Linked DNA regions of Mus musculus: region 1 is linked to region 2. Evidence: chromatin loops called from intact Hi-C (ENCODE). Cell type or tissue: gastrocnemius. All regions are shown on one strand. Links, peaks and the distances in the headings refer to the core of each region. The heading gives the core; the rest is flanking DNA. Region 1 holds the start of Kansl3 (KAT8 regulatory NSL complex subunit 3). Region 2 holds the start of Cnnm4 (cyclin M4).

What was found. Hi-C counts contacts between places; a loop is a spot of excess contacts. Peaks named below come from ENCODE experiments on the same cell type or tissue, not always from the same donor. Only the 100,000 strongest peaks of a DNase experiment are listed, where the experiment ranks them.
Region 1: a loop joins it to region 2, with 4 times the contacts of the local background. A loop is called at or near these places in 24 of 42 quality-filtered maps.

The regions. Positions count from the first base shown.
Region 1 is chr1:36,360,658-36,376,690 of GRCm38, reverse strand. Kansl3 (KAT8 regulatory NSL complex subunit 3) reads left to right here and starts at 7,510. Exons shown (of 22, transcript NM_001310513.1): 1 at 7,510-7,586; 2 at 8,657-8,922; 3 at 11,039-11,209. The coding sequence starts at 8,708. Fer1l5 (fer-1-like 5 (C. elegans)) reads right to left here and starts at 4,501. Exons shown (of 53, transcript NM_001277076.2): 1 at 4,316-4,501; 2 at 2,953-3,005; 3 at 2,084-2,175; 4 at 1,411-1,519. The coding sequence starts at 4,400. In gastrocnemius, for the core only: no CTCF peak of the experiment used is centred there; DNase peaks (open chromatin) are centred at 7,514, 8,385 and 8,779; H3K4me3 peaks cover 3,074 bases; H3K27ac peaks cover 3,966 bases.
Region 2 is chr1:36,464,350-36,480,382 of GRCm38, reverse strand. It overlaps Cnnm4 (cyclin M4), which reads right to left and starts at 8,786. Exons shown (of 7, transcript NM_033570.2): 1 at 7,298-8,786. The coding sequence starts at 8,690. Gm33454 (predicted gene, 33454) reads left to right here and starts at 8,614. Exons shown (of 3, transcript NR_168706.1): 1 at 8,614-8,921; 2 at 11,849-12,024; 3 at 14,775-16,033. In gastrocnemius, for the core only: a CTCF peak has its summit at 8,600 (motif pointing right); DNase peaks (open chromatin) are centred at 5,378 and 8,839; H3K4me3 peaks cover 5,064 bases; H3K27ac peaks cover 4,213 bases.

The DNA.
Region 1 (16,033 bases), core at 3,780-11,779, 100 kb after region 2:
AAATCCTTAATAAGCTATAGCACCAGCCTTTCTAGTCTGGCTGGATTCATGACCCCTCTTGCATGTGTGTGAATGCATGTGTGTGTGTGTGTGTGTGTGTGTGTGTGTGTGTGTGTGTGTGTGTGTATACGTGTGTTTGCAGCCACAGACTGGTAAAGAGATAGTAATGGGTTGCAATGAAGGGGGCTTGGAAGATAAATGAACTATAATGATATCAATGGCAGAGGACCCAAGAGGCTGCAGAGAAGAGGGAAACATGACTCAGGGCCAGTCCTGAACCATGGTTCTAACTAGGGTGATCACCCATGGCAATTTCAATGTCTCCTGATCTAGGAAAACTTCTATTGCTACCTCTTAACTGATATCCTTCCTTCAAAAACTCCTTACCGACCCACCTATCTCCAGACTATTCCTCAGGATTGCCCACTGAATACCCGCTACCTCTTTAAATGACTAGAAACAAGTCTTAGCAGCACACACCACAAGCCCTTTTGCCTCTGGCTCCTGTTTTGTCTACACTTCACATTGTACCAATAGCACCGGCAGCCTGCCCTCCCTAAACTAAACCTGCCTTTCCTCCATGCCCTTCTGCAGGGGGACCTGCCTCTCTGGATGAGTAGACAAACTCATGTCCTTCTGAGAGACTGGATATACGCATGGGTTGTGACTACACTGCATATAACAGGATTCTCTCTGTGGCCACTAGTTCAGAAGCCCAATCTGTCATCTACAGAAAGCAGTCCAGGAGGCCAGCCTGCCCTATGCTACACTCTAGGAAGTCAGTCTGTCATCTCTAATAACAAGCCAAGGAGCCAAACAGTGACTGTCAGCGCCCAATGGCCAGGATTCGATAAACAGCGAGATGGCAGATGATCCAACTTCTACTTATTTATGTTGTGTAAGATGAGGGGGACATGTTTGTGTCAAGGAGCAAGTGTGGAGCTCAGAGGACAGCTTTGGGAGTCACTATCCTCCTGCTTCCATGTGGGGCCTGGGGTTGAACTAAGGTTTTTAGGCTTCTATCTCATAGGTCCAACCAGGAAAAGCCAAATATGAATTTCAAACCAATCGCTTGGGTGAGCCTGACTTTGGTTTCCCCAAAGCAGCAGCCTTCAATCGGGGCCCTCTGAAGCCTTCCCTTTTCTTCCCTTTTCTCTCACAAAGCTTTCCCATTCCTCCCTGCCTGCCAACAGTCAGTCTGGAATCCCAGTGCCTAGCACCGGGACTGACTCCTGGGGCGATGGAAGAGTGGATGAGAGATGGATGGTGTGATAACAGCAGTGTGACAGGCCCTTCCAGGGTACAAGGGACTCCTTTGTGGTCGAGCACTTGGGTCCTCCTGGAGCGAGAAGCTCAGCTATACCAGCAGCCCATGCTCCTCCTGCCTCGGCTGCCTGGTGCCTGACTCACGTTAGTGGGCTTCATGGAATGGTTGAGCAGGATCAGGTCCCTCACAAACATGACTTCTTTCGGTCTTTGTGCCAGCCGCTTGAGCGGTACAGTGGCCAGGCCAATGAACCTGAGGGAGGCAAGGGGTAGGTGTGAGATTCCCAGGCAGGACAGAGGGCTCCTCCTGGGTCCCAGGCTGTGTCCTGGGGATGATCCCCCACCACCACACACAACCGGAAGAATCCAGGTGAGCAGAGCATCCACTGGAGACCGGTGGGGGTAGGGTCTCCCCACATTCTATGGGAAGCTCCTTAGGAAATCCCAAGAAAACGACATCATTGGATCGAGGATGGACCAACCAGACTCTACGTGCTGGAAAAGCCCTACAGTGTACCGGGCATTCACTCCTAAGGGAATGTTAATCTGGGATGGATAGGAGAGTTGGGTTTCAACCGGAGGCTAGGATCAGGCCAACATTCAAGAACTGAAGCTTCAAATCAGAGCTGCTGCTGGCATCCAAGTGTGCATTCTCGGCCATCCTCATCGCTTGGTTCCCCTTTAATACCACCCTCCAGTTTTCCTTGACTGTGTGCAAGGGGTTCTGGCTCTTCGTCTGAATTAGTTATGGGTTAGCAGTTGCTCCGCTGTGGCTTTGGGATGTGAGCCGGGCTCTTCCTGCCTCTTTCTGCCTTACCTTTCTTTCTTTTTAGAAACCGAGTCCTGAAGTATGACTTTCAGGAAGGAGTCATTTTCCAGTGGCTGATTCCAGAGGTGCCAGATTAGGGTCTGTGAGGGGCAGAAAGAAATCAGTATTTTCTGTTGCTACTTTCCTTCATTTTGAAATTGGGTGTTTTGAGACAGAGCCTTATTATGTATCCTGGATGGCCTTGGAACTCACTAGGTAGGCCAGGTTAGATTGGAGCTCAGCAGTCTTCCTACCTCAGTCGCAAGAGTGCTGAGATTAAGAGTGTGGGACACCAAGCTGGGCGACATCTTACCTCCTCAATCCTCATCCACCCTTCTGGGAAGTGAGGGCAGATCTGGGGATGGGCTGGACCTCAGGAGTCTCTGCTGTGTCTACTTTCCTAAGGAGACTACACTGACTTCCTTGTTCACTTGTGGGCTCTCCCACGTGTGTTCCTGTCTACACTGACTTCCTTGTTCACTTGTGGGCTCTCCCACGTGTGTTCCTGTGCTGAAGCCTCCTGGACATGTTAGAAGTGGAGTGACTGTCTCGTGAGACAATGTGAGTGACCAAGAGAAGAGAGGACGCTGCACAAGGAGCCTTGGCTCTGCCTCGGGATTCTAGGATTCATCAAATGGCGTCAGTGGATTAGTGCATGGGCCATGATGTGGTGCGTCCCCAGAGGCAAGAGGGAGAGAGATCAAGAACAGCTGTGGGCTTTTGCAGCCCTTTCAGATCAGAGGCTAACCTAGGCTAAGTTGCCTCAGTCTTAAGAAACTTGGGTGAGAGACTCCCTAGGCACCAGGTTAGTGCCTGGCCCTGCCCCTTTGCTCTTGGAGGTGTTCATTCCTCTTCCAGGATGGCCACGGAGTGTCTACCTCATTCCATATGGGGTCATGTCCTTCCTCCACTCGAGTTCTTTTCATCATATCTGCAAAGACACCAAGGGGCTGGGATGAGTTGGGGGAAGTATGCCGGTGTCTGGGTTTGAATGGGGTCAACAGAGGTGGAGTGGGTACCCCAGAAGTCAAGTCAGCTGGCAGCTGTAACTTAGCATCTGTGCATTCTTTCTCAGGTAGTTCAAATTTATCCCTCTGTGGGATAGATAACCCTATTGTTCTTTTTTTTCCATTAATTAATTAATTAATTAATTAACTTTTCATCTTGATTGCAGCCCCCTCCTCCCCTCCCAGTCCCACCCTCATAAACCACTTCCCCCATTAAGCCCCTTTCCCTACTACCCCTCCCCTTCTCCTCAGAAAAGGGGAAGCCTCTCTTGGGTACCACCTGCCCTGACACATCAAGTTGCAGCAGGACTAAGTGCATCCTTCCCCACTGAGGCCAGATAAGGCAGTCCAGCTAGGAGAAGGGAATCTGAAGGCAGGCATCTGAGTCAGAGAGAGCCCCCACTTCAATTGTTAGGGGACCTACATGAAGATGAAGCAGCATATCTGCCACAAAACCTTCTACCCAAAAATGTGTCCTTCCTACTAGACGTGAGGGATAAAGGCAGAGCAGAGATTGAGGGAATGCCCTACCAATGCCTGGCTTAACTTGAGACCCGTGCCATGGGAGAGAGCCAACCCCTGGAACTATTAATGCTCCTCTGCTATGCTTGCATATAGGAGCCTAGCACAACTATCTTCTGAGAGGCTTCATCCAGAAGCTGACAGAAACAGACAAAGAGACCTAAAGCCAAGCATTAGAAGGAGCTTGGGGAATGTTGTAGAAGAGTTGGGGAAGGATTGAGGGAGAGAACAGGTCAAGGACACCACAAGAGAACCTACAGAGTCAAGTACCTGGGCCCAGATGGCTCACAGAGACTGAACTAACCAACCAAAGAGCACATGTGGACTGGACCAAGGCCCCCTACACTTACATAGCAGGCAACTCTATTTTTATTTCCCTTTCTTTCCTAGCACATAGTATCCTGAGTCTCAAAGCCATGTGGGACTGTGATTCATTTTGGCCAATGGAGTGTAGGAATGATATTTGCTTTATTCAATGAGTCATCTTGCCTGCCCTTAAGTATTTTTGACTCTGAGTTCCCAGATGCAGGGTCCACAGATACAGAGGGCCAGCAACACTGCCTTTGTTTCAGTGGACTTGATTTTCTCATTCCCAAGATGCTAGGTGCTTGGTAACGGGTTTTGAAACAAACAATCTCCCCAGGACATCATTCATGTAGTGGAATTGACCTTTTGATGCCGAACAGGTAGCCTTTTGGAACTGGGTTCTCACCTCTGAAGTAGACAGTTACGAAAGCTTTGGGTGTGGTGCTGAGGGGAGGGTTAATCGAAGCGGACTCCACAACAACCCTCAGCATCTTGGACGCTTGTTCCCGCTCCTCCTTCCCTGCACAGGGCCACCTCTTGCTCCTTGGAGCTCCTCCGTCCCAGGTTCACAGGGTGAGTGGAGCTTAGCAACAAGAGGAACATCACAGAGATAAGAGGTTCTTGGTTCCAAAGAGAATCTCTGGGAGGTGAAGGACGCATGACAGAGTGTAGATAAGACAAGTGGCTTGAGGCCCACACAGACAATCGACCTCCCTGCTTTGAGGACTCCTCCTTCCTTTTCTTCTGTTACTGACCTTTTGAGTTCAAAGTCAGGCACAGAATTCTCTTCTGTCTGGAATGAATTACTGGCAAAATCATGCAATTTAGATGAGAAAATACAAGAAGTGAGACCATCAAGATCTATATACAGGAAAATCCATGATGCCTCACGGGAGGGGGAGGGCTTTCTTTTTTCTTTTTAAGATTTATTTATTTTATGTATATGAGTACACTGTGGCTGTCTTCAGACACACCAGCAGAGGGCATCGGATCCCATTACAAATGGCTGTGAGCCACCATGTGGTTGCTGGGAATTGAACTTAGGACCTCTGGAAGAACAGTCAGTTCTCTTAACCCCTGAACCATCTCTAACCCAAGGGGAGGTCTTTCTAATGGAAAAGTAAAACATTTGGCCTCTTTTTTCCTTTGATTTTTTTTTTTTTTAATTTGGGGGACAGGGTTTCACATAGCCCAGGTTGGCTCTGACTTACTGTTGTATAGCTGAGGCTGTTCTTGAATTCCTAATCCTTCTGCCTCTGAGGGGATAGGTAGTTTGATTTTATAGTAATTAATGCTAAGAAAGCTACTTCATATAAAGACAGGCTATAAAATGGCAGAAGTGTTCTCAGAAATGATTGGGCAGTATGCCCTGATACCAAGCTAAAATTCACTTAACGATTGTTTTAGGAAGCCCAAGTCAGCCATTCAAAATGCAATTTCTAAGACTAGGCATTCTGTCACAATCCAAAGAAATGCTACTTTGACACATGCTGAAAGATAGGAAAATATTAAGAGCCTTTGTTTTTGTAATAAAACTATCAGGTTTCTGTAAGAGCAGAAAACTTTGTGTCTACAGCAAAAACACTGCAATTGATAACATACAGTAGTCTAAAATCTGAGCCAAGGGGTTTCGAAAGATTTGTTGGCACTCTAGCTAGCTAAATGGCACGAGCCGTGCGAAAGTGCATGTTGTGTGCTCAGAACCAAGGCTGCAGTGACATTGTGGATGTGAGTCATGAACTGCCAGTTACACCCCTTGAATTAATTTTCAGTCGTTGTACACTTAGAAACATTTTGTAGCTTAATTTTCCCGACCCCTCTACCTTATTTAAGCCTAAATGGGATGGCAACTGAGTGTTTAAAACAGTGTTCTATGGTGGTGCAGGCCTATAATCCGGACACTTGAAAAGAAGAGGGGCAGAAGAGTCAGAAGTTCAAGGGCAACCAGGAAGTGGTGGGCATGCGCAGAAGACGGATCTCTGTGTTTGAGGCTAGCCTGGCCAACAGAGCTTGTTCCAGGACAGCAGGGCTCCATAGAGAAACTCTGTCTCAAAACACAAAACAAAAACAAAAACAAAACAAAAACAACCAACCAAACAAAATCAAAACCCAAATCGAACCAAACCATCAACCAAATTCAAGGTCTTCCCTGGCTGCATAGCTAGAATGAGCCTAGCCTGAGATACATGGGACCCTGTCTCTCCATCCCCTCCATAAATGAAAAAACAACCAATAACACTGAGTTCTAAGACCGGGAGGTGGGGGTCGCTCATAGTAATTGCCATCAAGAAATCAATGGAGCTCTTGACAGGTGGCAGAAATAATTGACTGCATTCCCCTGGCAACCTGGTGAATCAGGGTTTAGGCATTTGCACATTTCAAAGTTGAGAAAAAGGCTGAGCCAAGCAGTTAAAAGTCGAACCTTAAATTCATTGTTTTTAATAGCTGAGTAGTACTCCACTGTGTAAATGTACCACATTTTCTGTATCCATTCCTCTGTTGAGGGACATCCGGGTTCTTTCCAACTTCTGGCTATTATAAATAAGGCTGCTATGAACATAGTGGAGCATGTGTTCTTATTACCAGTTGGAACATCTGGATACATGCCCAGGAGAGGTATTGCTGGATTCTCTGGTAGTACTATGTCCAATTTTCTGAGGAACCACCAGACTGATTTCCAGAGTGGTTGTACAAGCTTGCAATCCCACCAGCAATGGAGGAGTGTTCCTCTTTCTCCACATCCTTGCAAGTATCTGCTGTCACCTGAATTTTTAATCTTAGCCATTCTGATGGTGTGAGGTGGAATCTCAGGGTTGTTTTGATTTGCATTTCCCTGATGATTAAGGATGTTGAACATTTTTTCAGGTGCTTCTCAGCCATTTGGTATTCCTCAGTTGAGAATTCTTTGTTTAGCTCTGAGCCCCATTTTTAATGGGGTTATTTGGTTTTCTTTAGTCCATGTTTTTGAGTTCTTTATATATATTGGATATTAGTCCCCTATCTGATTTAGGATTGGTAAAGATCCTTTTAAATACCTAATTAAAAAAACCTGGGGGAAAAAAAAATTGAACCTTACATCTGTCCTCTGCCTCATCTTCCACCTCATCCTAGTCTGAGCTGTACCAGTTTCTTATTAAACTCCGCAGAGCCCTAGAATTGTATCCCAACATTCTGCAAAGCTTTCCCTCCCTCTCTTCATCTCCCCATCTCTCTGGTTTGCTTTGAGGTCTTGAGACAGGGTGTCATGGTGTAGCTCAGGTTGTTCTGGAACTCACCTCGATCCTCCTGTCTCAGCCTCCAGAGAGTGCTAGGATTATAAACCCCGATGGGCTGAAATAAACCCCACCCGCACACTGCAAATTGAACCCAGCTCTGTAACAGGGAAGGGGACACCGAGCGCTGGGGTGGTCTGAACTATCTTGCTCTTTGTCCTCACTTTTCCCACAGAAAACGCAGAGGGAGAACGTCTCTGCCCCGGGAGTCGCGCGCGCTTTCCGCGTTCCCCACAGGTTAGCCAGGTCCCGGGCGCGGATCCGCTCCGGGCTTTGCCGCTCGCCGCCGCGCGGTTCCGGGAGAGCGATCTGCTTCCGCGTTTTCCTCAGAGCCCAAGGCGCCGGGAGGTAAGGCGCACGCGCATTGGGGTCCGGCTCGGGCGAGCGCGCGGCCGACAACTGCGGGTGAGACGCGGTTTTGCCCCGGCGCGGGTGGTGGCCCGTGGGGTTCCAGGCGTTGGGCGGCGGGCTCGGAGAAGCCCTCGGGGCTCCGCGGGCATGAGGGGTCGGGGGCTGAAGCCGCGGGCCAGGCCGGGCCGGCCGGGCGGGGCGCGGGAGGCAGACGCGGCGCTGGGGCGGCCGAGGCGCGAGGCCGAGGAGGGCCCCGGGAGGGGAGGTGGGGCCGGGCGGCTCCTCCTCGCCGGGAACTCGGGATGACCTTGGCCGAGTCGTCCGGGCTCCGGGGCCGCCGCCCGGGTGGGCCGTTTTGAGGTTCTGCGGTTCCGTGGCGGGAACCTCTCAGAGGAGCGGGCCGTTTGCTGGGCGCCTCGCCGAGGGAGGGCGAAGGAGGAGAGGCCTTCTGAGGGCCCGGCCGGGCTGAGGGCGGGCTCTAGTTTTTCTCTTCCCAAAACTCCGGAGTACCATGAGGTTGATGCAAACCTTTGGTGGAGCGTGACCCTAGGAGAGTCCCCTTGACCTCAGCCCAAAGCAATGAAGCTTGGAGGCCCGCGGTGCCCGCCTGTTGTGCTGGGGCCACCCGAGCAGACCAGCCCTGCCCACGTCCTGTTTAGGGGACGAAAAGTAGGGACCTTTAGCTTTTGATGAATTCATGTTTGTGATCCCTCTGGTTTGCAAAAACCTTTACCACCCAGGAAGAAAATTGCCCAGCAAATTTAGGTTTTTGTTTTTGAGATGGGATCTCAATATATTGCTCTGGCTGTCCTGGAACCCACTCTGTAGACTAGGCTGCCCTTGAACTCCCGGAGATCCGTCTGCTTCCGCCTCCCCAGTGCTGGGATTAAAGGCGTGCGTCACCACGCCTTGGCAATTGCAAAGGTCATGTTTTTGTGAACTGTGGAGTCTTGTCAGTTTACAGTTATAAAATTGTGTATGGCACCGTTCTGTTTGGTGGCGGTGTGGGAGGACACATAGATGTGCATAATCAAAGATCGAATGCTGAGCATAAAGACATGTTTTGATAGTGAAAGTTGGGAGAAATGGAAGCTATTGAATTCACAAGCCCCCTTTCACTGCAGGTGACTAGCATGCAGATATTCACACCCTGACTTGGCTGCTTGACTACTGACATGGCCCACCGGGGTGGGGAGAGGGACTTCCAGACTTCAGCTCGGCGGATGGGTACCTCCCTGCTCTTCCAGCTTTCAGTGCATGAGCGGGAACTGGACCTCGTTTTCCTGGATCATAGCTATGCAAAACCGTGGAGTGCCCACCCAGATGCCAGTAGTGCCCGCCCCACCCGCATGCTCTTTGTAACCCCCCGTCGGCAGCAGGAGAATACTATGTGAGTTTGAGAATACCATGTGAGTTTGGGTTTCCTTCTTAAGGAAGTGATGCGTGGCGGGGCTTAGATGTTCTTAGGAGTGATTGGGGCTGCAGGGTGAATGGAGAGCTTGGATGAGCAGCATCAGAACGGCAGGGCAAAGTTGGACACCTACACAGACATTGCCAAACATGAGTTAGGAAAGGGAGATGCGCAAAGGAAAACAGCCTAGCTTGCTTAGTTCCCAGTAACTAGATAATTCCTTCTTCCCTTTACTGCAGCATCTAGTTTGTTTGGCAGTGGCTACAATCTATCATTGAGTCTCTGGCTTCAGTGCACAGATTGGGAGACAGTTCCCAAAACATTGCTTTCAATTCTTACCTCCTTACAAAAAGCCACCTGTGGGTTAATCTAAACCCTTCCTAAGTAAGTCTCTTTATCTTTCCAGCCACCCTATGTCAGGGGGCAAGAACATTTCAAAAATGTACTCTCTGATAAATGATTTGATTATATTTGACCTAACTAATTAATTTTGAACCTTCTGACTTCACTCGTATCAGGATTTGTTGAGACACTCTTTTTCTGATCATTACAAATTTTAAGATAGGAGATTTTGTGTTTGTTTTGACTTCATGTTTAATCTTTCCTCAAGCACAGGTTATTTTTGTTTTGTTTTGGTGGGAGTTGAGATCTTGTATTTGGGTTCTATACACACACACACACACACACACACACACCCCTCTCTCTCTCTCCAGACAGTAAGTAGTATGAACTCTGATCTTCCTGCCTGCACCTCTCAGGTGCTCGGATTATAGATCTGTGTTACCTCCATCACTTGGGTCTTACTGTGTACCCCTGGCTGGCTTTGAGCTTGCTGTGTAGTTCAGGTTGGCAGCCTCCCTACGTTCCGATTGCAGTCATTGCTGTGGCTTAGAGTAATAGTTTGCTTATTTAAGATAGGGTTTCTCTATGTAGCCCTGGCCATCCTGGCACTCTCTATGTAGATCAGGCTGGCTCACAGATCTGTCTGCTTCAGCCTCCCAAGTGCAGACCTGTAATACCTCCCAGCTCAGAGGAGTTTTTCTTTCCTAATGATAGTAACAGGTTTTTGGCTTTCAGTTTCCTCATCGTCCATGAGCCGTGACTTTAGGGGAACATTCTAGCATAATCCTGATCCTTCTGGCCTGGGGATAACTGAAAACCGCCTTTAAGTAGAATTTGAATTTTTTTTTTTTAACTATATAAAACTTCCTGCTTTGTGTTTGTATCTTAATGACTCTTTTATTTTTGATGAGAATCAGTGATTTAGGAACCAAATTACTGTATTGGAAAATTTATTTTATTTTTAATTGTGTTTATGAGTGTGGTATGTTCATCGAATACCAGTGTCCTCAGAGGTTAGAGGCATCAGATCTCCCTGGAGCTAGAATTAGACAGTTGTGTCACCCACCCCACGTGGGTGCTAGGAATCAAACTTGGGTCTTCTGCAAGAGCATCAAATGCTCTTAACTGCTGAGCCATCTTTCCAGCCCTTAGGAACTGAATTTTTAAATTGTTTTATTTTTATATAGCTGCATTTTTAAAAGACTTTGGAGCCAAGTGTGGTAGCTCATGCCTATCATCCCAGCACTTGGTGAGGCTGAGGCAAGAGCAGAGTCAAGAGGTTAAGGCTAGGAGCTGGAGAGAGATGTGTCAGCAGTTAAGATCATACACTGCTCCTGTAGAGGACCCAAATCCAGCTCACAGCACCCATGTCAGATGTCTCTGGCCTCTGTGGACACTGGAGCTCACATGTGCATACCCACATATATGCATTTAAAATCTTAAACTGTAACGGCTGAGTTCAAGGCTAGCCTGGGCAACATAGTTCCAGGCCAGGATGAAACTTTAAGAAAAAAACAAAAAAAAAACAAAAAAAACAAAGCCACAGAAAGTGTAATGACCTTGCCTTTCCCAGGCACACAGCAGGGAGAGGAGAGAGCTAGATGAGAGGATGTAATGACTGTGGATATGAAAATCATTTAAAGCTAATCATGTTTATTAGACATGTCTTAAACCTTGGCAACCAGCTGATGGTTAAGCATCTGTGTTGTGTGAAGTGTGTGTGGCTTGGTCCTATTTCCTCACCTGTTTACAGTGAGTCAGACGTTCCAATAGATGTGGAGACGGTCACGGCAACTCCTGTTCCACTTTATGACAATCAGAAGGCAAGAAGTGTGATGAACGAGTGTGAACGGCACGTGATCTTCGCCAGGACAGATGCAGATGCTCCTCCTCCGCCAGAAGACTGGGAAGAACATGTCAACAGGTAGGCCAGTCCGGGATAGATTGGCCAGTTTGCAGCTAATGTTAGTACTTGGTAATTCTGTAGTATCATTGTCATTGAAATGTTGACTAGAGCTCATCTCATTTCGCTTACGGCCATGCAGTGGGGATGTCTCCGCTCACTGTCCTAATTCTAGCACACTGACCAGCATACACAGTGGCAGATGTCTACAGTTGCAGCGCCGTGGAAGGCCTAGGCAGGAGGAGGACTTGAACTTACGATGAGTGTGGTCAGCTCTTTTTACAGCAAGGAGTGGTTGGGGATGTTGCACAGTGGTAAAGCTTTTTCCTGGCATGCGTGAGGCCCCAACACCACAAAACTGAAATAATTCAGAGCCACCCAAACTCCCTAAAAAACTAAACTTATGTTTGCATTGATATGATATGGTATGATCTACAATTAAGGTAATAAATGTTTTGGAGTCGTATGTAAAGTCAATAGCTTGCTTGAATTGCTTTAAAGTATAGTTTTGCAAGGTTCAAGGTATAGCTCCATGACAGAACTTAATTTTCAAAAATGATGAGAGGGACTAGAGAGATGGTTCAGGGGGGGGATGCTTCTGGCCTTCTTGGGCACCTGTATGCACATACCTACACATGTACACACACACACACACACACACACACATATACACACATAATAATAATAATAATAATAATAATAATAATAATAATAATGATGATGATGATGATGATGATAATAAACAACTTTTAAAAATGTGGGAAACAGGGCCTGAAGAGATGGCTCAGTTGTTAAGGGAACTGGCTGCTCTTTGAGAGGACCCGATTAAATTCCCAGTACCCACATGGCAGCTCAGACTTGTCTGTGACTCCAGTTTATACATTATAGGGCTTCTGACAAGCTAACACAGACATCCATGCAGGCAAAACACCAATGAACAAAAGATAAAAATGATATATCAAAAAAACATGAAGGATAAATGTATGAGAATTGAAGTACTTTTTAAAATTAGTTAACCCTTGGTTATGATTGAGAGGTCTGGGAGCTAGTCATTAGACTTAATAGTACATTACAATGCCTTCCTTTAGTCACTCCTTTTAAAAGATACATTTTATATTACTGTATGTATATCTGTGATAGTATGCCAGTGTATGCCACATGTGTGTCTTGGAAGCCAGAAAAGGTTGTTGGACCCTCTGGATCTGCAGGCACTTGTGAGTTACCTGATGTGGATGCTGGGTACTGACTCTAGTCCTCTTGAGAGCAGCAAGCGCTCACAATTGTTGAACTGTCTTTACCCCCTTGATTGATTTCTTTTTGAGACAGGGTCTCTGGTGTAACATAGGCCCACCTCACACTCCCTATTAGCTAGGGTTGACCTTGAACTCGTAATCCTTGTGCTGGGATTATAGGTGTGTGTCACTCCCGTGCCTTTCTTTTATTTATTTTTATACATTGTTTTACTGTTAGAGCCAAGGTTTGTGCCATCATGCATGGTCACTAGTTTGTTAATTTATAAGGAGAGATAAAACCACAAGGCAGAAGAGACACTGGAGTGCTTGGCCAGAGTGTCCGCTCCCAGTAGAGAATCCAGAGAAGCCTTTTTGTTCCATTGGGGTGGGTGAGTAGAGTGTCTACAGAAGAAAGATGAGCAAACCGAGTAGACTAGGGTGCCTTCACCTGTGGTCTCTAGAGTGAGCCCTCATCCTTCTGTTAGGCCCACTGCACACTGATTTGCAGTAGCAGCCCTTCAGCTATCTCTTTGGGTAGGTCATGATTGCAGATAGCTGATTCCAGTATTTGTTAGCATAATACTATCTTAACTTAAGAGGTCGGTGGTGCTGGGCGGTGGTGGCGCACGCCTTTAATCCCAGTACTTGGAAGGCAGAGACAGGCAGATTTCTGGGTTCGAGGCCAGCCTGGTCTACAAAGTGAGTTCTGGGACAGCCAAGGCTATACAGAGAAACCCTGTCTCGAAAAACAAAACAAAACAAAACAAAACAAAAACAAGAGGTCGGTGGTGTTGTATAGCTTGTTTGGAAGTTGCCTCTGCTGTGATTCCAATCTTCTTATTGCCCTCTTTCCCTTGATTGCTATATTGCTGCTTCCTTTCTTTCTGCATATGGCATGTAACATTACAGGTTTCCACACTGAGAATATGGACGCCTCTATAGGACAGCTCCCTAGAATCTAGATATTTATCTTTAGAGAGACTACTGAGTGGCTTGTATCTTTAGAGTAAGAAACTTCCATTCTTTGTTAGAGCTCTTTCCCTTGCCTCTACTACTCAGTAGAACCTCGTTCGTTCTGTGTGTAGGAAACAAAATCAGTTAACACCACCCAATCCTAGTCTTCTCCAATGAGAGTGGGTATGAAATGGTTTCTGCCCCCTGGATCCTGAGATTAAAATGTGCCACCACCGCCAGCCAGATGATGTTTAAAACATCTAATATTTTAGTTTGAAAACAATCTAGTATTGAAAAGTAGGCTGTCTTATCTTAGAAATGAGAACTTTAGAATTGCAACCAAAAGCCTTCCCAGTGTCCTTTTCTGAATTATTATTTTTTTTTTTTTTTGGTTTTTTGAGACAGGGTTTCTCTGTGTAACTCTGGCTGTCCTGGAACTCACTTTGTAGACCAGGCTGGCCTCGAACTCAGAAATCCGCCTGCCTCTGCCTCCCAAGTACTGGGATTAAAGGTGTGCGCCACCACGCCCGGCTCCTTTTCTGAATTTTGTATATAACTGTATACTATTCTGTGAGTGTGTACACAGACACACACACATATATACTCTATATATACACATACTCTATAGTAAAGAAGTTAGCTGGCTGGATGTACATACACACATATGTTATATGACTGCTGGCTGGATGTATATACACACATGTTATATGACTATATACTATTATATATATCAGGTTGAATGTTTGATATTTCAAGTCTAAGAGCTTTGAGTTGTTTTCTTTCATTCCTTACCTCTTGCCCATTTTCTTTTTGCCTTTTTAATTCTTTACTTTCTTAATTGTGTGACTTAATTAAGCTTTTCTGATATCTTTTGTCATATCCTATTTGACTTTCACTTAAAACTTTCCTATAGGCTGGGCATGGTGTGTACACCTTGATTTCCAGTGGGTGGGAGGCAGAGTCAGTAGGATTTCTGAGTTTGAAGCCATCCTGGTCTACCTAGTAAGTTCCAGCCAGGGCTATTTAGAGAGACATTGTGTCACAAAAACTAAAATAAAGAAAAATAAGATTTAAAAGATTCCATTAGACAGGGGTAGTGAGATGGCCTTTGGCAGAACAGAAGCCTGGTCCGAGGCTGATGGCCTGAACTCAGTTGCTGGCGCCCATGTACGGGACAAGGAGAAAAGCCACTCCACAAACTTGACCTCATAAGTGCCATGGCATGTGGCATGTGCCCCCTCCTGAATACATCACATGCTCCCCATTCACGCACACACAGTTTTTAAAAAATATTTTTTCTTTTAAATCTGGGGTCGGAGAGATGGTTCAGCAGTTAAGAGTCTTGCCAGATTTCTGTTTCCAGTATTCCTGTGGTGGTTTACAACCACTCTAACCCTGTTTCAGGGGACTGAGTGCCCTTTTCTGGTCTCTGGGTATCAGACATGCACATACATACATAAAAGCAAAAACATTCATACACATAAAATGAAATCTTTTAGATTCTTTTTGACATTTTTGCATTGAATCAGTCTCCCTTGGAACAGAGTCAGGAAATTAATAATTACCTTTGAAAATACTAGGTTTGCTGGCTTTGTGGGATATGTCTGTAATCCTAGCCTTTGGAAAATAGAGATAGGAGGATCCAAATTTGAGGCCAGTGTGGGTTACATGGTGAGACCTTGTCTCTTCAGAAAGAAAAAAGGAAAAAAAGAGTCAGGCTTTCTAGGGCCAGTGTGCTCTTTTGCTTTCTTCAACTAGGCCGAGCCTGAGGTCAGCGTATATCATTCCAATGATAGACCAAGGAAGACAAAAGATTGATGTCACCGATGAAATAAGAAAATGTGTTTCTGCAGTTGTGAAAAGTAAACAGAGTCAGGCCCGAGGGGCGGGGCTGTTGACTCTCACAGTTCCCATCAGCTCCTAAATGATATCTTTAGCATGCTCTTTATCTTAATATTGGGTTAGATCTTTCCCCCTGCCCGTTTAATTTTTTAGCCTCCCACAAAGCTGACAATGCATAGAACACGTCTCCGTTCTTGGGTCACTTAGTTGTGCACAGCAACAACCCTAAGAATTCTTTCCTGAGCTTTTAGATGCAAAATTTATGGCTTTCAAATTTAATTTCATGTGTTGTTGCAGTCGATTCTAAGTAGATTTTTTAAAACGGATGTAAATTTTAATTATAAGATGAGAGTATGAACAGAACATTTAAAATCTCAATCATATCATTGCAAGAGACAGATCCATCCTTAAAGTTATTTTATGAAAAACTTAAGTCAGACAGTTTGTTCATTATGGGAGTTAAATCATGCCTCTTGGTTAGGCTTTTCCTGGACCGTGTAAATTGCATGGTAGGTGGAGATTTTTTATTTTACACAGAGAAAGGGAGTTTCTAGTAAATATTAGCTTGTTCCTGGGGAACCAGGTAGTTGAACAGAGTAAATTAAAAGGGTAATTTGTCCTTCATCTGTGTATTCACTGGGCCATGATACCAGTAGTTATAGACCTGTAGAAGTCTCTTGTTGAGTAAGGTCAGGTGTGATGGAAAAGTTGCTCATCTTCTGTGAGATAAGAGGTAGAGACTGTTGACACTGTTTGGAGCAGCTTCTCTGCAGCTTGGTCATGGTGTGTTCTTGTTGCTTAGTGTGTGGGAACGGGA
Region 2 (16,033 bases), core at 4,286-12,285:
GTGAGTATGTGTGTGTGTCTCTGTGTGTGTGTGTGCTTTCTCACAACTATGCAGAATGCAAATCTGGGGTAGGGGGATGTGTGTGGACTTGTGAATGAGCCTCCCTACCTTGTGGGGTCACATATGAGTACCTGTCTGGGGTAGAGAAGGGATCTTCCTTCTAAGGAGGCTCCAGGCTGCCTGCTGGCCAAACACTAGGCATTCCAGAGAGCCCAGGGAACCAGTCTTTCTAGAACCCTGCTCAGGTCACAGTGGATTGGGCCTGCAGCAGGAAAGCTACTCTGATGGCAAGCTCTGGGCAATGTCCCAGCCCCACCGAGTCTAACACCTTCACCAAATGGGCTGGCACTGGACACAGGGCCCTTCTGGGCTCCGCTTCCGGCAGAGCCACTCGGGGCAAAACAAGACTGGGAATATAGGATGATAGTAAGTCATTTCTTACCTAAGAAGAACCAACCTAAGCTGGATTCCAAAAAGCAGGCCATAAAACTATACCCACAGTGATTTTTAATGTCAAAAGACCTAGGGCGGCTCCAGGCAGAGCACAAGGACAGAGAATAAAAATGATTTTCATTCTGTTTGGTTTCAGTCTCATTGTGCAGCCCTAGTCAGACTGAAATCTGAGATCTGCCCACCTCTGTCGCAGTTGTTGCCAGGATGGCAGGCCTGTGTCATTTCAACATGGTTTTGATATTGCTGTTTGCTGTAAGAGGCTTTAAAAAGTTAACAATGGAAGTAAGCCTCCACCTCCCTCCATCTTACCCGCCATCCTCCGAAGACTCTGCCGCCCTAGGCCTAAACTCACAACCTTCCTACCTCAGCGTACGGGTGGAATGCTAGGATTTCAGGTATGCCTCATGGTACCCTACCACGAAAGTGAAGTTCTAAAAAAGTTGTCACAACACCTTGGTCACATGCTGGTAGTTTGGTTTGGCTTAGACTTTTTGTTATCTTTGCTGAAGTTCTGGCAATGAGGTGCCTGGTTTTTTATGGCTATGAAAAAAATAATGATCAGCAATAAAAATAAAAGAAAGAAGAAAATGGAGAGAGAAAAGAAAATAAGAGACTGAGGACAAGCAAGGGCAGCCTGTCCCTTCTTATGGGTTAGATGAAGGAACCAGTAGGTCCTGCCAAAACCAGACATTGAGACAGTGACATGGGAACCTGGACCACTCTCTTCCTATACATACTTCCCTGGCCATGTAGCCTTTCAGTAACCAGTGTTGGGTGCAGGCTAAACAGTCTTTGTCAACAGACTGGAGTTGGGAGGTAAGTCACTCTCAAGGCACAGCAGGCTTCCTTCTGCTCAAAGATGCCTTTGTGGCTCGGTCTAGAAGATGCTAGGAATCGGGCAGGGATGCACAGAGAAAGCACAGTGTTCTGCACTTCAAAGCCAAACGAGCTGAAAAGCAGCCACAACAGGCACAGGTACTCTTGCCCACAAAAGACCAGTGAGGCCATTTCGTATCTGACAGTCTCTGAGCCATCCCAAGAGGTGTGTGAATTAGTGGCCCATGGAAAGAGTCTTGAAAGGTTCTCTTGCTTCACTGCTTCTCCAGACTTCTAGTGACAAGAGAGCCTCCTCTCAGAGGTCCCTTCCCTTCATTCACTGTCCCCCACCCATGTTGGGTGCTGTTCTGTGACCTTGTGCACTCAGTGCTCATCTGTTTCCATGTTAAACTTTGTTCAGTGATCCTTATCCTGACCTGTGGTGTCAGGAAACCACTGGAGCTGGACGCTTTCAATTAAAAAAAATGAGTCTTTTGCAAAGCCAGTGCTGGAATGCTAAGAAGCTCTTCTTAGGGCCAGACACAGACAACATCCTCTGGCCCTCCCACAACTAGTTTAGGGGAGGCCTGTCAGACAGTAGGTTCCCCAAGACCACTGTGCTCCTGCTCCTTGGAACCAGCCTGCAGGTGGCACAGTGCCAGCCTGCTCCACAGAGCTCTGCCCCTTCTCATAGCACAGAAGCAGACAGAAAGGAGACAGCAGCCTGGCTGGCAAAGGGCTTTGTCACCTGCCCACACTTGGGACCGATGCCCTATGTCCAGAGTGACATTCACACAGACAGCCACCATCACTCACAGATGCGGCTCCTCAAGATCAAATCACTGACTGAGGAGGAGCTGATGGATGCCAGCTGGACAGCTGTCTCTGAGCCCCTGGCTTAGATGTCCCACCCAACAGCCTGTTCGTCCCAAGCTTCCCCTTGCTGCCGAGCCCAGGACGGTCCTTGACACCTTTGCACCTTCTCCATGAGCCTGGCAGTGGCCCTGGCCTTCCTCCCGAGCCCCGAGTGAGCATTTCACCTGTACAGGTGCCTAGACACTCAACACAGTAGTGTGGGCTACACTTGTCCACAGAAACGCCATCTTAGTTCAACCCTGTCAGAAACGCAGACTGTCTGGCATGGTGACTGGTGCCTATAATCCCAGAACCGAGAAGGCTGAGGCAGGAGGATCCTTGTGAGTTTAAGGTCAGTGGGCTACATTATTCATTAATAAGTGTTAGTATTAGTAAGACACTGTCTCAAGAAAACAAAACCAGTCCAGTGAGATGCTGGAATAAAAGCATTTGGTCTCTGGAACCAATGGCAGAATGAAAGAACTCCTAAGTTTCAGTGCATATATGCACGCGCGCGCGCGCGCACACACACACAGCACATACATAAACACACACGGGGGCACAGGCACACACACATATGCACAGGAAATTACTTTAGAAAGGAAATGCTAATTTTCAATAAAAAGTCTGGGTGATGGAAGCAAGTGTGAGAGGCTCTGGTTGTTTATGGTGCAGAGCAAAGGAGCAACAGAGAGAGAGATTTCTTAGTTCCTTCTGCTCCATTCTCACCTGACTGACTCTTCTTCTCCTTTCCCTATCACAGTTAAATCACATTATCATCCCCAAATCACAAACCAGACACCTCAGACATTCCAACATCTGTGCCCCGCCTGCCCTATCTGTGTGTTTGTACGACCAAGCCTTGGTCGAGTGTCTGTCTCCCTGGTAGACTGTGAGCTGTGAATACTTGACACGTCTCTGACTCCCCACAGCCAGCGCTATGTCTGACACACGGGCTGCAAAAAGCTACATGTTTATTGAAAAAATGCCTGAACAGGTAGTTGTGGCAGGGAACAGGAGAAATCACTGAAGATGTGTCAGATGGCAGGAACTAAGAGTGAATGCAAAACTCAGGCAGTGGTTTTTTTTCCTTGACTTTATAGTTATTCTGGGAACAAATTAAGTAGATGGGAAAATCTGACGTGGCACAGACAGGAATATGGGAGGGATTTTTTTTTTTTAAATGAAAATATTTCTAGCTTGCTTTCTTCTCCAAATTACACCCTGCTAACTTGCTGGGAGGAGTACTAGCTAGTTCAAGGTCACGTCATAGGCTAGTGACCAAGCTGGGTAGAATATAACCCCAGCTCTGGCTGGGTGGAGTGTTTATATCCCTCAATATACAGTGGTCCAGAGGGTTATAAGGTGGGTGGGGAGAGATAAGATAGTTAAAGATGAGCTAAGGGCTGGGAGGGGCGGGACTACCCAGGAAGGGGCACAGAAGAACTGGAAGGTGGGCTTGAGGTTGGGGTTGCGGGGTGCGTCATTCATGACTCTGCCTTAGCGCTTGTAAAAGCATCTAAGGGGAAGTCAGATGGAAACTGGCCTAGGAGTCACTCGACTTTCTCGTTTCAGGATTCCAAGCTGGGACAAACCCACTCCCAACACCCAGTACTGCAAACAGTTTTAGGCGAGGTTCCAGTAGAAGGGCCAAGGTTCAAACTCCGTGAATCTGGGTGGCCTGGATTAACTGGCATGTCTTCATGCCAAACACAGTCTTACTCCTGAGGGCCCCTAGAACCTCTACTGAATGTGGTAAGAGGGCTCAAAAGCATCTAATGTTAACTGTCTTGAGGCAGGAAGCAAGATTCTCTGCTTTAATCCTAGGGGAGTTCAAGCTCCCCGCACCCTGTGCTGTGCAGGGCATTTCATGATCCATCTTAATGAGGGAGGCTGGGTAAAACCTCCTAGGGCCAATGATGGCTTAGCAGCGGGCAAAGGGGCATGACTAGCAATGGGCCTTGAATGTCACACTCAGAGCCCCAAACTCTTCATGCCTGGAATCAAGACACACACACACACACACACACACACACACACACACACACAGAGCTTTTCCTGGTGCACACTGAGATGTGGCAGAACCTCACTTAGCCTTCTCATAAATGTCTCATAATTCTGAAGCTTCTAAAATAGCAATAATTTTCTCCCAAATCTGACAAGTCCTTTATTCATTTATTCATCCACTGGGTAATATTTTATTGAGGCCTTACTGTGTGCCAAGGGCCATACCAGAGCTATCGACACAACCATCGGAGCACAGCGCCTGCCCTTTGGATCTTATATTGTACTGGGTGGAGACGAGGGCTTGGCAAACCACAGAGCCCCTGAGCTGAGAAGGAAAACGGAGCACAAGGGAGAGGGCTGGGAAAGTCAAGAGAGATGTTGGGGTTACAGGCTTAAATGGGGTGACAGCAAGGTCTCATAGAGCCAATGCTGAGGAGGCAGATTAGGGAGGGAAGCCACACTGACTCTCTTGGAGAACAGTTAGGGCAAAGGCCCCAGAGCTGGGAGTGCCGAGGTGTGTTTAAGGAACAGGAAGCCTCAAGCAGCCTGGCAGACAATCATCCATTCATTTGTACAACTAACGTTCACCGAGGCCCCATCTGTTGGCCAGGCCTGCAGTGGTGAAAACCAGTAAGGCAGGGCCCCACACTCATGGAACTTGCAAAGCTGGGGAGTGGGGATTAAAGAACCTGGTTTTAAAAAAAAAAAAATTACAGATGTAGGCTTAGGGCACACACCTACAATCCAGTCCAGCCTCAGCTCCAAAGTAAGAAAGCTGACTCAAAAGAAAACAAACCTCAGGCCGACAGACAGAAAGGCTTCAGCCAGTCAGGCTTCCGGCAGAGTGAGGTCCAGAGCCATCATACAGTTTGGGGGTGAAAGATCCAGCAAAGACCCTGAAACATGCCACCCTGTCTGGCATAACGCTGGTGAGCTGCACTTGTTCCTTGTTAATAACAAAAACAGAAGAGCCTTCCAGACACTAACTTTGGAAAGAAAATCTTAGAAGCTGTAAGATGCACACTAGGCATGCGTCACAGCCTGGGCAGCGTCAGACTAGGGGTAGACCCCAGATGGAAAGACCCAGGAGAGCCCACTCAGCGGGAGGGAGGCACGGGCAATAGCAAGACACCTCTGTGATAATTTACTAAATTAAAACTGGTCTCCTAAATCCTCCAGATCAGGAAGGCACCACACATGGCCCAGGGTCTGTCCATAAGGAGTGACCACCGTGTCACACTCTCATCTCCCTGACCCCCAGGACAGACTGCTCCTGCTTTTCCGTGAACTGCTTGGGCTCCACACTCTAAGGCCTGGACTCGGGCCACAAGCCTCTGTCAAGGAAAGTCTGGTGGACCAAACTGTGGGGGTAGGGCTCAGCCCAGAACAACTCTGGCCTAAGAGATGCCAGCTCTGCTTTTCCAGCTCAGTGAAGGACACTTCTTCACAGGACAGAGTAGAGTCCAAAACCCAGACCCTGCACTCTCCCACAGAACAGAGGTCATCCCTGCTGATCAAGAGCTGGACACCAAGTTAAGCCAATTCATACTAGTTGGATCCAGATCTAACCAAACTGATGGGGAGGTACTGGTGGGTATATCTGTCACCAGAAAACCACCTCAGACCACAGAGGCAGGTAAGAAAGAAGCTGTCATGGGAGTCCTCACCAGGTTCCAAATGAAGCCACTGCAGAGAAATTTTCAGGTTCCCCAGTTGCAAGATGGGAGTCGAAACACAGTCCCCAATGTTTCTACTCAGACTCCGAGCAAAACAGGTTCCTGGGTCTATACCACTAAATCTCCTTCCATGCCACCCAGACTATCTCTGTCCTGGTTTACAGTCCTCAAGATGCCCTCAGCTGCTCTGATGCTGAGATCTGTGTAGAAAACTTCAAAGGGAGAGCACCAACCTGCCTCCTTGGCCTTGACCCAGACCCAAGTGCACCTTCTGGTAAGGCCATCTCTTCTCTCCTGATCCCATTTCAAGACTGTCCACCACCTTCCAGTTTCAGAAATGACCCCGGACTTATCCACAACTAGTGGTTCCCAGCTTGAGCCTTTGCCAGAGACAGCTCTACATACAGGAGGATGGTTGGGTCTAGGATTATGAAGCAAGGTCCCTACAGAACGAGCTTCGGGGTCTTCTCTAAAGAGTCGCCCTTTCTTCCTCCTCACCTCCTTCAGCCTAGGAGGGTTTCACTTGATAACCTTGTTTCACAGCTACTTTTGAGGGTTTCAGAGTAGAAGAGGGAAGAAGTCTTTGTTGGGAATAAGGCAAAGGGTGTGTGCCCTGTCTGAGCTTGGAGGCTGGGGAGTAAACCCTCTTAAGTGCCTACCTACCTGGGAGCTAGCCAAGCACACACGAGAGAGCACACACAGAGCAAGGGCCCCTGAAGACTGGGAGTTGGGGGCAGGTTTATGTTTGGCTCTTGGGAAAGATGGAACAATAACCAAAGCTTGCTCTCCACGCTTCTGCTAAGCAGCGGGAACTGCACGTTGGCACTGTTCTGAGTTGGGAGCCGAGGAGAGACCTCCCAGTTTTGCTTGTGGGCTGGAGGGTGACTGACGGTTCTACCCTGGTGAGGACACACAGTTCCAAACCTGGAACAAACTCGGGGGGGAAAAGTGTGCAAAACTCCAACCCGTCCCCTGATGGCCATGGACCAGCAGAGCCAGAAGGTCCACTAGACAGAACCACCTGCTGAACCACAAGCGAATCCTTGGCTTCCTCACAAGAGGGGTGTGACCCAGGCCCAAGTCACTTCATCTTTTAAGATTCCCCTCAAATGTGCCTTCCCCTGTGACAACATCCTCAGCTCCCTGGCTACTTCCCCACCCACCCAGGAGGCCTGGTGGCTGCCTCATTTCAGGCATGAATGAGCCTTACCCTGTCTCCCTTCACCAGCTCCAGACAAGTGTATCTCCTTCAGCTTTGATTCAACTAAGCACAGAACACAGTGCCTGGCAGAAGGCAAAGGCTTGAGAACCGCTTCTGCTGCGCCTGATAACGTTCACACCAGAAGCATAGGAAGCCATGGACAGGGGGACCCAGAATAAATCGCACAAACAGAAGAGTAAAACCTGCAGACAGAGAGCATGCAGGGGATGCTTCAGGGGAACGAGAGGTATCAAAAGGACATTTAACCAGGAGCTACACCAGTCCTTACCCTTCTTAAATTCCTCTAGCATGGCATCCAGCTTGGTGTCATGAAAAACAAAATGTACCGGGTGGTTGTAGAAGCGAGTGATGGTCTTGAGCGGGGTGCAGTCATCCGGGTCAACAAAAGCCAAGTCTTTGACATACAGGATATCTACAATATTGGATTGCTCATCTTCAAACACAGGAATGCGAGTGTAGCCACTCTCCATAATCTCCGACATGGTGTTGAAGTCCAGAATGGCATCACTGCGGATCATGAAGCAGTCGTGTAGCTGGGTCATGATATCCTCCACAGTTTTGGTCCTTAGTTCCAGGGCACCCTGGATCATATTTAACTCCTCCTTCACCAAGTCATTATAGGGCTCTGTCACCTTCAACATCTCCATCAGCTTCTCCCGATTGTAAACAGTGCGAATCTCCTGACCTAAGACGAAGTCCAGGAGTTTGCTAATGGGGAAACTCAAGGGAAAAGTGAGGAGCATAAAGACTTTGGTGAGAACAATAGTGTTGGCACCCACAGCCAGCCCGTGCCGGGAGCACAGGGCTTGAGGTAAGATCTCCCCAAAGATGACAATGCCAATGGTAGAGGAGGCCACTGCCATGATGCCAGACCCGATGAGGTTGTCTAGAAGGATGGTGAGGGAGGTGTTGACTAGCACGTTCCCCAGGAGCAGCGAGCAGAGCAGGTAGTTGCCCTTGCGCCTGATGGGCTCTATCTTGCGAGCATACTTTCTCTCCTTCTCAGTTCCACAGTTCTGCACGATGCGCAGCTCCATCGGGTCCAGGGCCATAAGCCCCAGGTTGAGGCCAGAAAAGATGCCCGACAGCACCAACAGCACCATAACGAGAAGGATGTGCAGCCAGAGCGGCAGAAACCTCCCATGCTCCTCCACCATGAAGAGCAGGGAGTCCTTGTCCGTCCATCTGGTCCAGGGCCCGTCGGCCCGGGGCCGGGTGCACAGCGCGTACAGCTTCATGTTCTCGCTCCTCCGCAGGAACTTGGTAATCACCACTAGCATCCCCGACGTGTTCCCGCGGCTCACGTTGACCAGCCGCTGGACCACTAAGTCCTTGGTGAGCTCCAGGCAGTTGGTGGAGTTGTGGACCGCCTCGGCGTCGTCCACCTCGGTGAAGGAGATCAGGTTGCTGGAGATATCGCCCAGGCTGTGGCCATAGAGCCTCAAGTTCACCGTGCTGCCCTCGGACACGAAGATGATGCCATCCGGGTTCATCCCGCACGACTTGTTGCAGCTCGCTAGCCTCATGCCTAGGATCACGCTCTGCTGGGGGCTGCTCTGGCCGCTGGCCGCCCGCGTCCATAGCAGCAGCAGCGCAGCCAGGAGGAGGCGCCCTCGGGCCGGCCAGCCGTCCCGCCGCCCGCCCCCGCCCCCCGGCGCCATGTTGCTCCGGCCCCGCCGCTGCCCGCGCCCCGCCGCGCGCCTCACTCGGCGCCTCCGCTCCTGCCCTCCTGCCGCTCCGCTGCCGCCGCGCCAACTGCCCCAGCCGAGGACCTGACGTCAGACCGCGCCCCGCCCGCCCCGCCCCGCCGCCCCACGCCCCTTATTTGCATGCGATGTCCCGCCCCTACCCACGGCTCGCGCGCCCGGCTTAAGGAGGTCTGCGCCCTTAAGGTAGAACGGCGCGGGGCGAGCGCGGGAGCCCGCAGCGGGGGTGCGCCCAGCCAAGCTTCCGCGCGGCACCGGGCTTCTCCCGCGCTCCTCCTTAGGGAGCCCGGCTCCCAAGCCCCACGCGCTCGGTTGCTTCCGGGTCCCCTGCACTCTGTCGCTCCGTTCTGGGGCGGGTGGTGCTTCTCCGCGGGCACAGCGAGAAAAATGCATTTCCTGGTTTAGAAAAAGAAAAGGGAACCTGAGGGTTCAGGCTGGCGTTACAGCCTCCTTACTTCTGGGATTTTCGTTGACCTTGACCCAATGCCAGAAATAGGTTGTCACTGCCCCCGAAGTCCCCCAGCCCACTCCTCGGTTCTGTCTAGACCCCTAAGGTGCTGAGGGACCAGGCTCTGACCTAGGTTTTTCACCTGTCATTTCTATTTAGGGATGAGTTTTCATTGAACATGTACTCTTGTTTCATACTCTAACGATACGGCAATGAACAAGCCAAAATTCTTGCACATCTTTAGTTTACAGCCTATCATCAGAAAAATGGCAGTAAACAAGACAAGCCATACGGGGGCAGGAGGGGGAGCGCAATAAGCAAGTAAACACACACAGGAACACTAAGTGTTTTACTTCTTACAGATGCAAATTTTGAACCTAGGCACAAAATCCTAGGCCTTTCAGATCTTCACCGTTAATCCTAGTCCCTGTCTGTAAATGGCGGTAAGAATGACTGGTTTTTTTTTTTTTGTTTTGTTTTTGTTTTTTGTTTTTTGTTTGTTTTTTTTTTTTTTTTTTTTTGAGACAAGGTCTTACATAGCCCGATATGGCTTTGAACTCTTCAAATCTGAGGCTGACCTTGAACTCCCGATCCTATGTCCATTACCTCCCAAGTGCAGGGTTTACAGATATGCACCACCATGCCTGGATTGATTTTATTGTTTAGTTATGGTTTTAGTTTTTAATTTGACGGCAGGAAGAGTGATAACACAGCATCACCTGGCTAAGCACGTGAGAACAACTGGCTTACACACCGAATATGACATAACAACTCTCTGTGAATAGTCTTTGCCTGTGTAGTAATAGTTGTTGCTGCCTGCTCTTTCAGGACCATACCCTTAACCCCAAATTGTGGTGACTGGCCAGCTGAGGCAGCTGCTTGTGGAAATGAACTGAGGGGTGGGGCTGCTGTTCTAGCCTTGAGATCACTGCTTCCTGGTCAGCCCCACTTGGATGTCATCCGGCAGCTATGAACTCAGTGTGTGGGGATGACCACAGCTATCCACCCACAGCTGTCCACCCTGTGAAGGGCAGGACACGGATGACAAACATCCTTACCTCAGTTGCAAGAGCTATACTAAGCACAAGGCCTGGGTTGACCCCTGGGTCTCCCAGCAGGGCTTCTCCTGGCCCTAGAGACACAGTCCTTCTCTATGTCTCTGTACAAACCCCTGTGTTTATTTTTACTTTGGTACACAGCCTGCCAATTAAGGCAACAATCAATACCAGCAGCAAAAATCCAAACATAATGGAACACTCATGCAGTGTTGTGGGGGAGGCTGGGTAGCAGAGGCTGACTTAATGCTCTGGCATTGTGCTGGTGGGTTCTGTAAACAGCCAGCTGGAGGAAGTTCCTTGTGAGGAGGTGCCTCACCTTACACACACACACACACACACACACACACACACACACACACACACAGAGTGAGGCCAGAAGACCAGCTTTTTAGTGAACAGTACCCTCAGGAGTTGGGCAATTGCCCCCTCCCTGTCTTTGACAACCCAGAAGAGCCGCCCGGATTGTTTGACAGCAACCCCAGGTCCCTGGAAGCGCCTATCAGGCCTCATCATCATTCCAGAGGCTATTTTCATTTTGCCCTTTTCGGGTCTGTATTTACTCGTGCTCTATAGGTAGGCACTCAATCTAAGCGACAGAAGCCAACAAAGGAAAGAAAAATAAGTGTTTGAGCCACTTGGCTTGGAAGTCGAAGGGAAGGAGCAGGGAGAGAAAAGCAAGACAGAACAATGGTTGCTAGATAGGAACAGAAACGGGGTCTGTTAAAGTCAAGTTAACTCACAGTTGGATTCCCAAAGGAGAATAAGAATAGACTCCTTGAAGTAAGTGAAATTCAGGGCTGGAGAGATGGCTCAGTGGTTAAGAGCATCTGTTGCTCTTGCAGGAGACCCACAGGAGACAAGCTCAGTTTTCAGCACCCACATGGTGACTTATAACAGTCTGTAACTCCAGTTCCAGAGGATCCAATACCTTCTGTCCTCTGAGGGAACCGGATACACACATGCTATGCATACACACATGCTATGCATACACACATGCTATGCATAAACACATGCGGACAAAACCTTCATACACATAGGTAAACAATAGTTAATAAACAGTGGTAATGGTAATGTAAGAGGTATTGGAGGACGTCAGACTTGTGGCTCAGGGGCTGTGGTTGTCATCCTGCCCCTCTAGGTAGGGTATCTATCTGCCATACTTTCTCATTAAGTAATATTAAGAAAGAATCTAGGCAACCTGGATGGGCACACAGCTCACAGCAGCTAGGCTGTGCGAACAGAGAAACGTCCGTTTTGGAGGACAGGGAAAGGCACCAGTCTTCTCTCTCTCTCTCTCTCTCTCTCTCTCTCTCTCTCTCTCTGTGCCAAGTCCTTACTCATCTGAGTTGCCTCCTTTTGCAAGTAAGGGGTCTGAGTAAAGGTTCTCTTTAGGTGATGAGTGATTGACACTCTCCAGTCATGAGGTCCTTGGTCCTGAATGGCCCTGTCTGAGTGTAGTACAGGGCAGTATGTCTACCTCTCCCACTGTCTTCTTAAGAGGGTTCACTCCTTGTCTTGTCCCTGGTACCATGTTAATACTGGGGTCTGAATCGGCAAACGAGGATCTAACTCTTCCAAGCTAGGTTCTTAGTCTCTTCACCTTCTAGGTTCCCAAGATGGAGGAGCTGTGGGCAAAGAAGCAGCCTTTCTGTTCATGCCCAGAGCCTAAGCCCTGCCCTGAACCCACACTGGAAGTCTGTTGGGGCTTGTGTGGGCCCTGGAGTGGATAGTCTGGCTGTGGACTGTGGATGCATTTATCAGGGGATGGTGCAAGCCATCATCGGTATGTATAGCCCAGCCTGTGCACTTAGCCCTCACATAAGCCTACATATGTTATTTGGACATGTCCAAGCCATTTGCATTGTCCCACGAGGACAGGGAGAAGTGAATCTTCTTCCCTGTACAGGAGTACAAAAATAGGCCAAAAATTAGCCAGCTCAAGTCCCAACTCAAAGCATCCCAGCAAGGGTGGGCGTGGGGACCTCATTGTAGAAAATGTCAAGAGTAAAGTAAATGATGCTAAAACATCAGGTGGGAGGGGCCAGACCGAGGAGTGTCTCAGGCAGGAATGCCAAGCCTCAATTGGGTAAGTAGGCTTCAAAGGTCCCTGGGGCACCTGGCGTGGTACTCTCCTTGGGAGCGGAACCACAGAAAGATGGACGCCCCTGTGTTGGTCAGAGTTTTGCAGCAGTACTGGAGGATGTCGCCTGCCGAAGGCCCATGAGGCCTTGGGTTCTGTGTGCCGTGTGCGATGATGTTCAGGTCTTCGCAGGTTATAGCAAGAATTCAATAGATGTGTTTGGTGACCACATGAGACAAATGCTTTTTTGAGAGAACACGCCCTTACTCCTTGCTTGGGGCGGGGGGGGGGAGACTCTATTTGTATATACAGTCAAAGTATTTTGACCACATCTACTCCCCCTGGACCTCTAACCTACAACTTCATCCCCCGCCCCTTTCCTAAGCCACTGAGTCTGATTGGTGCTGCTCATACAGAGTGTGGGGCGGAGCTCCATGGGCAGGCAACCAGAGGCTGCACTCACAAAGAGCATTTACTGTTGCTTCCCTGCCAGCCAGCTATCAATAGCTTCTCATCTAGGGCTGGAGGATTTTAGGAGCCTGTCCCTCTATCTATTCTGAAAACTTGATTGGCTCCATCTAGGGCGGTGACCACAACCACTCTTAGTTGCTCTTAGTTCTTGTGAGTGTAGTGGCCATGGCTTGCCCAGAAAACAGCTCTGCTCTCTGCCCTCCGCTCTTCATTCCTTTTCTGGCCACTGCTCTTCTGAGATGTCCTCTGAACCTTGATGGTGCTTATGGAGGAGAGAGGTGTTAGTATAGATGTCCGATTCAGGGCCAAACATTCAGATATGCTCACTGTCAGCATTTTGACTACTTAGGTCCCCTTGCAAAAAGAAGCATCTCCAACCAAAGGGGAGAGCAGCACAAATCCATGACTATACATATAAATATTTAAAAGGCAGTTTGGCAACATGGTCATTTAGCAAAACAATAATAGCAGGTTCCTCCCCAGATGCCTTCATTTACTTTTTTTTTTTTTCTTTTTAAAATCACTGTGTGTCTCCATCGACCCCTGGCCACACAGATCTCCCTTTTCTCCAGAGCGAGATCCATAGAATGATGGGGAAGGAGAGAGAAGCTGAGAGAAAGGTCATGTAGGACTGAACAAGATCCCATCTGGGCACTTTGGCCTCTGTGGGGAAGAGAGAAAGGAAGCCAGAGGCAGTGATGCTGGGTAGAGGTAAACTGGAACAGTCTTCACAGAACAAAGGGGTCAGAACTTGGAAGTCTTAGAAAATCAGGAAGAAGGCCGGGCGTGGTGGCGCACGCCTTTAATCCCAGCACTTGGGAGGCAGAGGCAGGCAAATTTCTGAGTTCGAGGCCAGCGTGGTCTACAGAGTGAGTTCCAGGACAGCCAGGACTATATAGAGAAATCCTGTCTCGAAAAACCAAAAAGAAGAAGAAGAAGAAGAAGAAGAAGAAGAAGAAGAAGAAGAAGAAGAAGAAGAAGAAGATGAAGAAACAAAGAAAGAAAGGAAGGAAGGAAGAAAATCAGGAAGAGAGAAGACTACCTACTATTCAGTATCCAGGAGACCCCCAAATTCTGCTTGTCCAGAACCCCTGTGAAGGGCACCAGGTTACGTGGATCCAAGGGTCTCCACAGACCCCAGCTGGGATTCATCACTTCCCACTTCTGTCCCCAACCACATACACACTGGAATACCCACTGTTCCCAAGTCTGGCTACCCAAGCAAGACTGTTTTCTTCTGCCTCTGAAAACACACAAAGATTGTCTGTCTGTCCCTTTCTTTTGATTCTTTGGGCTAGAGATCAAAGCTAAAGTCTTTTACTTGTGTGGCAGATGTGTTCTAGCATTGAGCTACATCCCTAGCTCTGTATACGCCCTTGAAGCAAGTCCTAGGTAAGACTGTGATCTAATTGTCACCTGTCCAACAGGTTGTCTTTTTATTTGTTTGTGGCAGGGTCTTGCTGTGTTGTAATCCAGGCTGGCCTTGAACTCAGTGTCCTCCCTATTAAGCTCTTGAGAGCTGGCATTGCAGGCATGTGCCAACACACCCACCTCTTCAAGGTGAACACACAGGGCTTCGTACACATAAAGAAATGCTCTACCACTGAGCTATGTCCCTAGCCCTGACCTTTTTGTATTGTAAGGGATTAGCTAGGGATCACTAGAGAAAACGGAAGACCAAGATAACAAATGGTAAATATTTACAAAGGAGTACAAGCAAAGTGCCTGGGATCACTGGCTCCTAGCACCTGACTACCGTCTGACCCTTTCCCGAATTTGAAGCAGGTCAATGGGTTAACTCACTCCTGGCACTGGCAAGTCTGTTTCCCACTATCTGTTTGTCTGTCTTACCTCATGCTTCTTATCCCAAATAATTAGCAGACAGGGCCAGCCTTACCTGAAAAGTATAGCAGAAAATACAAAGGATGTCACCTTGTAGGGCCTCCTGATCAGCGATCAGTAATCTCTCTTTCGGTTTACAGGAAGCAGAACGTCTGAATGACCCGGGACCCCGAGATTCTAGGATGTAGAAGAGCATGGAATCACTGCAAGGCAGCCAGTGCTGCAGTTTCATAATGGATTGCTTTGCCTAGCATATGCCAGGCCCTGGGTTCAATCTCCAGCATGGTGAAAAAGAAAGAAAATTGTCAAGAGAAGTATTATGAAGATGTGTGGTCCTTCCAGTGCTACCTGGCTTTGGCTAAAATTAAATAGAAAGAAACTCCACAAACTCTCATGCTTTTGCAACCCTTTGGCAAGGCAGAGGCAGGGTCTCTCAAACAAGCACACTATAGCCAGCTTCCTCTGGGGGATCGATCCCCTGTTTCTACCTTTTGAGTCTGGAATTACTACATTTATTGGATGCTCACCATACATGAGGCATCTCCTTAGTCTTTTAAAAAGACTTTTAAGTTGGTCATGGTGATGTGTGGGGTAAAAATGGCGTCCTGCATCCGCTCGGGGCGAGGGCCAATAGGCGAGGTGGACGTGGGAAGTTTGACTGCGCCAACCCCAGGCTGCCACATGAATGTGAGAAGCCAAGGAATCCCACACTGAGGGCGAGGAAGGCGCAGTCTGGTGTCCCTGCGGAAGTTGGGCTCCAACTCTCGGGCACCACAGATACCTCTGGGGGCAACAGAAGAGCCAGTTCTGGGGTCCCTGGGTCTGCTCGGAGGCCAGGGACAACAGGTTCTTGCTCTCGGACATCCCAGATGCCGCTGTATGTCGAGGAAGAACTGAGAACGGGTTGGATGCTGGCAGTTGTGCCTGCAGCGCAGAGAGGTCTCCTGGTGGGAGGTTACATGTGTGGCTCATTAGCGGAAGACCTGCTCCATTGCTCCAGCACAGCCGGTCCAGATGAGCAGAGATGGTCCATGGTTTTAAGGCGTTTATTGTAGAAAGGCAGAGAGGGGGAGAGAATAGGGAGGTAGAGGCTGGCCATGGCCACGTGGAGGGGTTGGGAGCGGGAAGGGAAGGTGGAGAGAGGGGGAATAAGGGAGCAAGAGAGTAAGAGGTAAGAGAGTAAGGAGGGGGCAAGCAGCTCCTTTTATAGTGGGCTGGGGCTACCTGGCTGTTGCCAGGTAACTGTGGGGGTGGAGTCCTGACAGAATACCAGGACCTTGGGGCATTGCCTACATGACTGATGTCCACACACCTTTCTGCAGGGGGCTGGGGGAGGCTGTAGTTGTGACAGGAGCCAGGGACCCAGGAGGCATGGCCAAACTCCTATGGTCCCCATGAA